Linked DNA regions of Homo sapiens: region 1 is linked to region 2. Evidence: chromatin contacts called from ENCODE Hi-C or POLR2A ChIA-PET data. All regions are on one chromosome and are shown on one strand. Each heading gives the region's core, a stretch centred on a gene start or an enhancer-like site at or near the end of the contact. The rest is flanking DNA. Distances are from core to core; before and after follow the strand shown.

Evidence for each region. A loop is a pair of places that touch in the nucleus more often than their neighbours do. ChIA-PET counts read pairs that join two places held with the same protein, here RNA polymerase II (POLR2A). Pooled maps may share reads with other maps.
Region 1: a map of OCI-LY7 shows a loop between it and region 2 (35-fold over the local background). The contact joins two enhancer-like sites. A Hi-C loop is called at or near these places in 2 of 168 maps with a recorded cell type or tissue (OCI-LY7 and Right ventricle myocardium superior) and 4 of 50 pooled maps. POLR2A ChIA-PET finds 5 or more read pairs at or near these places in 2 of 52 experiments (BJ and WTC11).

The regions. Positions count from the first base shown.
Region 1 is chr9:135,925,422-135,931,355 of GRCh38, forward strand. No RefSeq gene overlaps it. Among named protein-coding and RNA genes, the nearest start is that of CAMSAP1-DT, 21 kb to the left of the region's middle. RefSeq lists enhancers at 374-453, 1,490-1,539. Within about 2 kb of position 1,555, at least 8 of the 41 ENCODE cell types and tissues checked have a DNase peak (open chromatin) inside an H3K27ac peak, as active enhancers do.
Region 2 is chr9:135,794,897-135,800,535 of GRCh38, forward strand. It overlaps KCNT1 (potassium sodium-activated channel subfamily T member 1), which reads left to right. Exons shown (of 31, transcript NM_020822.3): 31 at 1-606. Among named protein-coding and RNA genes, the nearest start is that of KCNT1, 96 kb to the left of the region's middle. Within about 2 kb of position 2,966, at least 4 of the 41 ENCODE cell types and tissues checked have a DNase peak (open chromatin) inside an H3K27ac peak, as active enhancers do.

The DNA of each region.
Region 1 (5,934 bases), core at 305-2,804, 130 kb after region 2:
GCTGGAGTGCAATGGCGTGATCTCGGCTCACTGCAACCTCCGTCTCCCAGGTTTAAGCAATTAATGGTGAGGGCAGCCACATCATGGAAGTGGTGGGCCCAGCCTGGATAGGAGGGAAGCAGCGAGAGTGTCCGCTGTCTGCGAGGGCCACCCTGGCCCCGGACTCACTCCTGGGTAGGGCCTGTGGGGTCAGACCCCCTCCCTCAGCGAGCCCCAAGGAAGCGTGGGGTCCGACCGCCGCCATCCTGGGACTGAGTTTGGAGGCCTCAGTGCTTGGCTGGCAAGAGCAGCCACCTGGGGACACGGTGATTAATTCAGCATCAGAATGCAAGCGTGGGAGTTTCCAGGAACACTGAGGTTCAGGTCTGGGGGCGGAAGAGAAAAGCAGCTCATTCTCAGAAAGCACTGAGAGGCCGGGCCCTGTGGCTCATGCCTGTAATCCCAGTGCTTTGGGAGGCTGAGGCAGGATTGCTTGAGGCCAGAAGTTCAAGACCAGCCTGGGCAACACAGCAAGACCCCGTCTCTAGAGAACATTTAAAAACTAGCTGTGCGCAGTGGTGCATACCTGCAGTCCCAGCTACCCTGGAGGCTGAGGCGGGAGGATGCTTGAGCCCAGGAGTTGTGGGCTACAATGAGCCGTGATGGCTGCACTGCACTCCAGCCTGGGTGACAGAACGAGACCTCGTCTCTAAAGTAAATACATAAAACCTAAAAACAACGGCCGGTTGTGGTGGCTCACACCTATAATTCTAGCACTTTGGGAGGCTGAGGTGGGCAGATCACAAGATGAGGAGTTCGAGACCAGCCTGGCCAACATGGTGAAACCCCGTCTTACTAGAAATAAAAAAATTAGCTGCGTGTGGTGCTGGGCGCCTGTAGTCCCAGCTCCTCAGGAGGCTGAGGCAGGAGAATGGCATGAACCCAGGAGGCGGAGGTTGCAATGAGCCGAGATCTTGCCACTGCACTCCAGCCCGGGCGACAGAGACTCCGCCTCAAAGAAAAAAAACAAGGAGAGCCCTGCAGGCCCCTCCTTAGGCTGGCCTCAGAGGTCTTCAGTGGCCAGAGGGTGTGAGGATCTGCGGGACGTGCCGACTGGGGCAGCCCCCACCACACCCTGGGATGCACCCTGGCTGGGACCAGTCTCCAAATTCCCCTGCATCCGTCTCAGGCTGGAAAACTCTCCAACAAAGTTGCCTCCAGTCACTGGATGGGAAGCGGCCTCTCAGCTGAGCCGGACCCTCTCTCCTTCAGCTGGTGCTGCAGTGACTCCAAGTGACCAGTGACACCAGGTGTGGCAGCTGCGCACAGCCTTTATCGTGCCGCACTCAAGGGCCCCGGGAAGGGAACCCAGGCAGGGCCCAGTGCCATGGTGGTCTCCACTTCGCCGTGGAGAGAACGGCCAGGTGACCCAACCACAGCGAGGCCTTCAGTGTGTTCCTCACTTCCACCTGTGGCGGTCGCTTCTGGCTGTCACCCTGAGCACATCCATGTGGCCTCTTGGAGTGGCCTCTCCACGTGGCCTAGGCTTCCTGGCAACGCAGCCGCCTCAGGGCAGTGTGACTTCCTGATGGTGGTGACTCAGGACAACAAAAGCGAGAGGCCCTGAGAGTCAGGCGGGCACCACAGGGCCTTGCTGAGGCAGCCGGGGACTCCCGCTCCCTCTGCTGACACCATTGGTGGCCAGTGAGTCAGAGGCAGAGGTGCCAGAGACCCCGCCCGAAGGGAGGAGATCTGAGAGCCTGCAGCCACAGGCTCCTCCAGGACTCGAGCACCGGGGCCGCACAGAGAGCCCTTTCTCTCCTGGGCAGGCCAGGCGGGGATCCCCCAGCGCCCTAACCTGCTCTGTGACCACGGCAATGTGGCCTTGGGGATGTGCCCTGCCTCTCTGGGTTCCAGTGCAGGACTCAGGGCTGGCCACCTGAGAAGCATCTCTAGGACATTCCAAAGCCTGGAACAGGGACAGCATTGTGGCCCTGCTCTGGAAGGCTGCGTGGAAGCCAAGAAGTTGTCCTGGCCTGTCCTGGAGGTGCCTTTGCCCTTGCTTCCTGTCCTTGTCCCCAGGGGCTGCACCCATCCTACTGACTCTGCCAGCAGTGCCAGCCTGGTCCCAGGCACCCTGGAGCTGCTCCATCCCCATTGGGGGCCAAGAGCTGCCGGCCCACACCAGAGGCCCCGGCCACACAGGAGCCACGGGACAGCCGGAAGGGAAGCCAGGAGGCCTTGCTTGGGGAGCTGGGCACACGCCTGGCCTCCCCGTGATGCTCCCCTGGACGACACACGCACGCACACATGCACGCCTGTGCATGCACACAGAGCACACATGCACACACACGCACACCTGTGCATGCAGAGCACACGCACACACACACAAACCTGTGCATGCACACAGCATACACGCATGCACGCCTATGCATGCAGAGCACACATGCACACACATGCACGCCTGTGCATGCACACAGCACACATGCACACACCTGTGCATGCACACACACACATACATGCCTCTGCATGCACACAGCACACACGCACACCTGTGCACGCAGAGCACACACGCACACACACGCACGCCTCTGCATGCAGAGAGCACACACACACACATGCACGCCTGTGCATGCACACAGAGCACACACGCACACCACACCACCACACACACACTTCAAAAACCACACACGGGCGACGCCGCAGGCAGAGTGTACCACAGCCCCGCAGCTGCCACCCCTGCCCTCTGGGAGAGTCCGCTTCCGAGCTCACTTCGAGGAGGATCTTTCTGGCGACAGAGCCAGTGCTGTGGGCGGGAAGGCCCCACCTGACCACACCTCCTGCTCTGTGGCACCTGTGTCCCCGCCACCCCCCAGCCCGAGTAAAATCATTTCTCTAGACTCTGCGGCTGGGCCCTGGAAGTCAGGCTCTCCCCGACCTGCCAGGGCAGTGCCTGCTGCGGCGGAGCCTGGACACCAGGTCTCCTGTCTCCATCCATCTCCACTCAAGGACAGGGGTGCAGGTCCCAGAGCTTTTGTCAGGACTCTGCCAGCTTGCAGAGCCGCTGCGGCCACAGGGCTCATGGTCCCAGGCCTGCTCCACCACGGCCCTCGGCAGTGGCCCTGATCCCTGGCTGTGGCCCTGGTGCCCGAGGCTCACACCAGGGCAGGAACGTGCTCTTGGGTGTGGGTGGGGTCCACTCTGACAGGGACCTGGAAGGGCCCTCACAAGTCTGGGATCCAGGCCCTTGTCATTCAGGAGCCCAGGAGGGGTCAGCCAGGTCCCCAGAGGGGAAGGGGACGTGCCTGGGCTGTGAGGTCCACAGCCTCTGGGTGAAGCAGAGGCCAGCCCAGGATGGGGCTCACAGTTCTCAGGAGCCCGGGAGGTGGCACTGGGAGGGTGGGCATCCCCGCCCACCCCAGAGAGGCCAAGCACAGGGCAGGAGTGTGGCCACACGGCCCAGGGGGCGCATGGCTGCTGAGAGGAAGAGCGCAGTTGCCTGGGGGAGGCTGAGCACGATGCAGGGTGGACAGAGACCCCACTGCTGGGCGAGAGCCAGGCTCATGCCCTGCTGGCGCCAGAGCCTGCCCACAGCCCAGGGGCTGCCTGGGAGGCGCGGGAGGACCACACTTGGGGCCCTACACAGGCTGGGACTCATTCTGAGCCCCTAAGGACAGCTTGTGGGTGAAGGGAGCCCCTCTTGGGAATGTGGAGAAGAGAGTGGGGCACCTGCTGGCCAAAGAAAGCCCTGGGCCCACCCCCAGTTATGTGGGCAGTGACAGTTGGGGACAGGGCACTCAGCCATGCTCCCCGGCGACTGCTGGGTGATGAGCAGCCCAACCGCAGGCCCTGGCCCTGCCAGCCCTGGGCTTAGGCTGAACCCGTCAAAAAGGCCCTGCCTGGCCTTGGAGAGCCCACCGTGCCCTGCGGGGTATGAGGCTGGCAGACCCTTGAGGACCAAGCCAGGAGACATCCCTGGCGGAGACTCGATCCCAGGAAAGTGCCGGGGGTGCACTGGCAGGTTCCCCTGCAGGAAGCCAGCTCTTGGGAGCCCAGAATGCAGGCACCACCCCACAGGGGGCTCCCTCAGACTCCCTCGTGTGCCAAGCCAGTGAGCCCGCCTGGGAGTGGGGCAAGGGTGGACCTCACTTAAGTGCAGCTGTTCAAGGGGAGACCGTCAGGCGGGAAACCAGAGCGAGCTCTGAGAGAACGTCGAAGAGCCACTAACTGCCTCAGACCCCCGCCCCCAGCCCTGCCCAGTCTGCAGCATCCAAACCCTTGTCCCCCAGAGCCACATGGCTGTGTTCTCTGCCTGGGAGTCAGTCCCCAGCCAGGCACCAGGCATCCTCACCTGGAGGCAGCTGTGCCTTCCAAGCCTCCACTGGGCACAGAAAGCTGCTTGCAGGTGCCACACCCGACTCCCGGCCCTAACCCGAGAGAGAGCCCCTGGGTGGGCGGGGGCACCCCTGGGCACATGCTGTCTCTGGGCGGTGCTCTCATGGTTAGGAGGCTCGGCCACATCTGCACATGAGGGTTCCTTCTCTCCAGCCTGTGCTGGGCCCAGAACGCCAACAATGCCCTTCCTCTGGCTGAGGCTGTGCCCAGCGCATGAATGCTCTGCCCACCCCACACCCTGCAAATGGCAGCTCATCCTCCTGCCTTCCCGTGGGACCAAGCATGCCTCCAAGGGCAGCGAAGGGCACGGGGGCGAACCCCACAGCTGGGCTGAGGCTGACCCAGGCAGGCCCCACCTGCTCCCCGGATGCACTGAGGCCCCCGATGGTGCTGTCCCCACACCCCCAGCAGGAATGTCCTCTGGGATTCAGGCTCCTGCGGTCTCTGGCTCCCATGCTCCCTGTCCCAGCCCCACCTCCCACCCGCCTGTTCCAGCGAGTGTTTTCCAAGTGCCTCCACAACCAGCCAGCCCTGAAACGGGACGGAGCAGGGCCCTGACCTCGAGAAGGATGCAGGCTGGTGGACCCCCAGCCTCTCCCACATCCAGTACCTCCCGGAGCCCCCCAGTCCCCACCAGCTGACAGTGAGCCCCACCCCTGCCTTCAGACTCCTCACCCGGGGTCCCACCGCCATGCCAGCTCGCTGTAGTGGCCCAAGTGGCTGGGCCACCTCTCTCTGCACCTGGGGGGAGGAATCCCCTGCTTGTGTGGACGGCGCCTACAGTCGGCACAGCAATGTCCTGACCCCACGATCTCAGGGGAAGTCACCCCTCCAGCAGCTGAGCCACGCTGTCCTGGAATCTCAGCATGATCCCACTCCACGAGGAAACGCATGTGTCATCGCCAAGCTCGGCCACCGGAGCAGGAGGGAATGCTGGCCAAGTGAGCCATCTAACTCCCTCCACCTTCCCTGGCACACAGGTGACCTGCCTCGGCATCACACCCTGGTCTAGAGCCCTGAGTATGGCCACAGGGCACTGCCCAGGGGTCCTGCTCCACAGGACCCCGGAAGAAGAAAAACGGCTTAGCAGAAGCTCAAAATGACACAGGTGGCCCTTATCTCAACAGAGCAATGTGCACCGGAACATCTGTGTACGACCCAGCGTCCCCGACCCAGCACCCACGCCCCCCAGAGCCAGGCAGCCTGGCCCCATGGGCTGAGAAGCCACTTGGCCCTCAGCAGCTGGAACACAACTGCGCTCAGGGCCAGGCTCGGCCAGCTGCCTGCCCCTAGTTCATGGGCCACTGTGGCGAAGGCACACATGGACAGCAGCGTTACTGGTCATGGAACTGAAGTCCACGTAAACGAAGAATTTCTAGAGTTTGCCGGCCATTTCATTTCACCTTGTAAGATACAACCTCAGCCCTAAAATACGCGTGCCAGACACAGGCTGTGTTCACAGGGATGGTGCCTCGCCCATGTGTGCGCTGATGGCCTGGCCCAGAGAAGCGGCAGGACTGCAACCAGGCCCAGAGCACTCCCCACCTCCCCAGCAGCCGC
Region 2 (5,639 bases), core at 1,716-4,215:
GCCTCGTGTCCTGCTGACCCATAAAAGGTCCCCCTGCAAAGTACACCAAGTGAAGTAGGATCTGAGCAAAGGTTGAGGGACTGAATTCCCTAAGAAGTCATCACTGCCTAGAATAAGCGAAAAGAATTTTTTTTAATGTTTTACGGTAGAATTATTTGAAACATACAAAATGAGTGAGACACCTGCTATTTTCCTTATTCCTGTTTTTTGTTTGTTTTTATTTTCCTTATACCTAATTCATCTAACAGAAAACTGGGCAGGGCGCAGTGTCTCACACCTGTAATCCCAGCACTTTGGGAGGCCAAGGCAGGTGGACTGCTTGAGCCCAGGAGTTGAGTTTAAGATCAGCGTGGGCAACATGATGAACCCTGACTGTATCAAAAAGTACAAAAAAAAAAATAGCTAGACGTGGTGGCATGTGCATACAGTCCCAGGTACCCAAGAGGCTGAGGAAGGAGGATCACCTGAGCTGGGGAGGTTGAGGCTGCCGTGAGCTGAGATGGCACCACTGCACTCCAGCCTGGGTGGCAGAGAGAGACCCTGTCTCAAACAAAACAAACAAACAAAAAAGAAAAAGAAAATAAAACTGTTTGCTCAAAATCAGAATACCAACAGTGTATTGGGTGATTATCGCTTATGTGTGAGTGAAATGTAAGAGCAACGTTAAAAGGGACAGGTGGGAGGAAGCGGGGGCCATCAGTTACAAGTTACCATGTGACCTGAGAAGCAGTACAGTGTAACTTACAGGTGGATCTGGATGAGCTGCAAACTCTAGGGCAACCACTAAAATATATATATACTTATTTTTCTTTTTATTATTTTTTTCTATATATGGAAGTATAATTGATACGCTACAAAAGACAAGACTATGGAATCATATAAAATGCTTAACTGAAACCAGAGAAAGCAGAAAAGAAAGGCAGATAGAAACTAAGACCAAGGGCAACAAATAGAAAACAGTTACAAATATGGTAGATGATAATCCCACGAACCCAGTCATCACATTCAATGTACATGAATTAGTCTAAATACACCAATTAAAATACAGAGACTGGCCGGGCGCGGTGGCTCACACCTCTAATCCCAGCACTCTGGGAGGCCGAGGCGGGCGGATGACCTGAGGTCAGGAGTTTGAGAACAGCCTGGCCAACATGTGAAACCCCAACTCTACTAAAATTACAGAAACTAGCCAGGCGTGGTGTTGTGTGTGTGTGCCTGTAATCCCAGCTACTCCGGAGGCTGAGGCACGAGAATCACTTGAACCCAGGAGGAGGAGGCTGCAGTGAGCCAAGATCGTGCCACTGCACTCCAGCCTGGATGACAGAGCAAGACTTCATCTCCAAAAAAAAAAAAAAAAAAAAAAAGATGGAGACCGATAGTGGATTTGTTAAGTCCCCAAGTTATGGAGAGTCACATGACCAGCACGTCAGCCCCAGCTTCAGCAGTCCTCAGCCCTGTCTGTCCTTCTCCACCTCCCACACACACCTCAAGCCTGGATGTGTGTCCAGGCTGGAGGGTTTTAAAGTGACCCCTAGATGGCACATGGTTTTACAGCCGGCAGTGTGGCCAGCCAGTTCCCCGCAGCTCCAGCTCCTGAAGAGCCCCTGGGTACAGGAAGGTGTCCCGCTCAGCAAGCAGATGCTCGCCGCTGGAGAGGTCCAACCTGGTCAGGTGCTCAGGCTGCAAAGGGCACCCACGGCAGGTGGCACAGCTGGTTGGAAGCCAGGAAGAGCTCCTCCAGGCAGGCACCTGCTTGAAGGTGCCAGGTGACAGGTGAGCGATGCAGTTGCCTGAGGGTGCATGTACCTCAGTGGGGAAACTGAGGCACGGCCCCTTCATGGCCATGCCGCCTGCCAGGTGTCCAGGCATTGGCTACCATGATCAGCCCCTGCAGTGCCCCTGGGTCCCAGAAAGCTGCCGTCTCTGCCCCACAGCTGCCTGGATGGTTGTGTGTGCGGGCCAGGCTCCAGAGGCCCCACCTTGCATGCATGGAAGGCACAGAGGACCTGTGAGGGGCACTGAGGCACGGCCGCTGCAGGGCAAGGGCTTCTCCTTGAGCAGAAGAGTCAGGCAGGACTGAGGACAGAGGATGCTCAGAGAGCAGCCGGCCCAGCCCCTGCACCTGCCCGGAGCCTCGCTGCTCCACTTGCCCTGGCATTCCCGAAAGCAGGCTGCAGGGGAGCCACAGGGCACCCGGGGCAGAGTCTCACGGAGCCCCCAACTCACACATTCGATCTACTGCTGCGACTCCCAGCCCGCCCCAGAGGACAGCAGCCAGGAGCCCTCCTGACCTCCGAGGAGCCCAGATCTCCAGGGGACTGACAGTGGCTTGACCTCCTGTCTGCTGAGCACCGCCGAGCCTCAGCGCCAACCCCGGAGCTCTGCGCTCTCCCAGGATGCCAGCTCCCATCCAGCTGTTCCTGGGCCCCTGCCCTCACTCAGCCCGCCCTCTGGCACCACCTCCACACGTGAGCTCACTCTCTTTCTCTGTTCCCCTCTGAGCAGCTGAGCTTCTCCAGCCTTCCCCCATGCCGTCCTCTTCCTCACCCCACCCCCAGTGCCCCCCAAAACACACCCTGAGTCAGGCTGGCTCCTGGCCACTGAACATGAAGGGTGCTGCTGGTTCTCACCTCACTTGACCTCCACTGGACACTCACCCCACCCGCCCTCCGAAGAGTCTGTCTTGGCCCTCCTGATGGTCCTCACGCAGCCCCAGACTACTGAGGTTTGCCGGTGCTGACCCGTCTACCAGCTCCCCCAGAAGTCCATCCACACTCAAGTCCGGGAACTCGTCAGCCCACTCCACATTCCAAGTGGCTGTCCTGGGGGTACCTCAGACTCCACGTGTCCAAGCCGATCCATCTGTCACACCCTCAAGACCCCATGTCCTCCCTCAGTGTCCCCCACCCACACCCTGAGGCCACCCGCCGTCTCTCACACGGGCACTAGGGGGCGCCTCTGCCCTCTTTCCTCTGCTTCCCAAGCAGCCTCCGCCCTCTCCAGCATCACCAGGAAACGCTCCCTTTCCTGTGCCTTGGGCCCTTTGCCTGTTCTCTGTAACCAGAGCTGACCTTCAAATCCACCCTATCACTGTCTAAAATCCTGGGGTGCAGCGTGACGAAGCAGCCCTAAATTCTGAGCGTGACGAAGCAGCCCTAAATTCTGAGAGCGGCTGTGAGTTCATGCTGGGGTGGGCCTTGGGGGCTTGGCCACAGCGCCTGGCACCCAGGATGCTCATGAAAGGCACTGATGGCTGTTTGGGACCAGGCATTCTTCCAGGCATGTGTCAAACACGGCCACCCCTGGAAGGCCCTGGGAACAGCCTGACCCTGGCCGTGCTCCCGGCCCTGAGTTCTTTGCTGCAGCAAACCAGCCCTGTAGAGCAGTGCATGTGGCAGGCAGGACAGGTCTGGAGGAAGCAGCCCACGGTGGCAGCTCCACACACCAAAACACCAGCTCCGCGCTGCAGTCTCCGGTACGCACCTGCCCAGGCACCATGCATTGTTCCCACCTCTCACCACCCTCCACCCGCCCTGCTCGGGCCCTGCAGGGTGGTGGACAAGGCTGCCTGGTCTCAACCTCTTCTGAGGCTGTGCCTCCTCCTCCCTGAGGACACCCTCCTGCCTCCTCCTGTCCCCTGGGGGCCCGCACGCTCCAGTGTCTCGCCTCCAATGTTCCATCCTTAAGTCGTGAGCCGCACCTCCTCTCTCCACCACTCCCCCATGGCACTGCGGCCTCGGTCACATCTCTCTACTGCCCATGAACTTCAACACCCCCCAGATGCCATGAATTAATGCAAGCCACCCCTGGCTGGGACCCTTGCCTCCTTGTCTCCAGCCCTGCACCGCACCCAACAGCACACCCAGCCCTATTCCAGAACGAATGAGTGAATGAATGAGCAGATGGATAAATGAATGAACAGATGAGCGAGTGGAGGAGTACGTGAGTGCATGGTCATTCTACTCAAAATACAAAGTCCCAAAGGCCAGATGGCAGCTTGTGGCCAGGGTCCTTCACAGTGTGGCCTCCATTTTTCCTTAAAGTCTGGTCCCCCATCCCCCACCACCACCTCCCAGCCCAAGAAGGCCACCACTCTAATAAGAGAGCAGTGAGCAGCAGGCGCTGGCCGTGATTCCTGAACCACCTGCCCGTGGCCACCTCCCTCGGATGGCAGCTGACATGGTCTCGCTCAGCCCATCATGTTGCCACTTAGCCACCACACTGGCCCAGACTTCCAGTGATGGTGCTGGCACTCGGGGAACAAGAGCAGTAGGACTCACTGGTCACTTGGCCCAGAAGGCCCACCCACTGCCCTGATCATCAGCTCTGAGACCTCCCATTCCTGCATCCTTCCACAACCATCACCTGCCCAGACCAGCTCCAGGCTCAAGAGCCTGAGCTCCTCAGCATCGCACATTTCTTGGCTTCTGCAAAGACTTCTTCATCACCTCCCAGCCAACCCTGGTCAATTCTTTGGGTCTGGAAAAGGTCCTGCCCAGTCCACCTGCCTGACCTTCCTCCACCAGCCTGCAAAGCTCGGACACACAGAGCTGTGTGCTCAGCGCCGCGCATCCACCCCACGGCACCTTACTCCACGGGTGCTTCCGGGTACACACTTAGGGACAGTGCGGCCTCACCACACAGGAGAAACACAGACTTACCATGTGCCACAGATCCAGGGACGTGACGCCCAAAGTCCTGGGTAAGTGAAGCAGGAGCACTGGCCTTTGCGACTCCTTCCATCTCTAGAAATCTCGTTATAAAATTATTAAGATGAGTGAGAGTCACCGGCAACGTTTATTATTTTGCTTCATGACTAACATATGCGACTCTATTCCTTGGATGGCTTTCAAATATTTTACTTTTTATGTTTTTGAGACAGGGTCTAGCTCTGCTGCCCAGACTGTAGTGCAGTGGTGGATTCACGGCTCACGACAGCCCCAACCTGCTGGGCTTGAATGATCCTCCTACCTCAGCCTCCCGAGTAGCTGGGACTACAAGTTAAGCATCACCAAGCCCGGCTAATTTTTGTATTTTTGGTAGAGATGGGGTTTTGCCATGTTGCCCAGACTGGTCTCCAATTCCTGGACTCAAGCAATCCTCCCACCTCAGTCTCTCAAAGTGCTGGGATTACAGGTTGAATATTTTATAATAAAAAATAGAAATCCTGAGAGGTCCACCTACCTTTGGCAATGTCAGCTCTTCAAGCAGTGGACGCACTGCCCACGTGTGACCTCAACAGTGCCCCCCAAACCCACAGGTGGACATCCTATCCCTGGCGACCTCTGTCATGGGCTGAACGGTGTCCCCCAAACCCACAGGTGGACGTCCTATCCCTGGCGACCTCTGTCATGGGCTGAACGGTGTCCCCCAAACCCACAGGTGGACATCCTATCCCTGGTGACCTCTGTTATGGGCTGAACGGTGTCCCCCAAACCCACAGGTGGATGTCCATTCCCTGAGGACGTCAGAATGTGATTGTCTTTGGAGACAGGGCCTTTAAAGAGGTAATTAAGTTAAAAAGAGGTCACCGGGATGGGCCCTAATCCAATCTGACTGGTGTCCTTACAAGAAAAGGAAATTAGGCCAGGTATGGTGGCTCACGCCTGTATATCCCAGCACTTTCGGAGGCCGAGGCG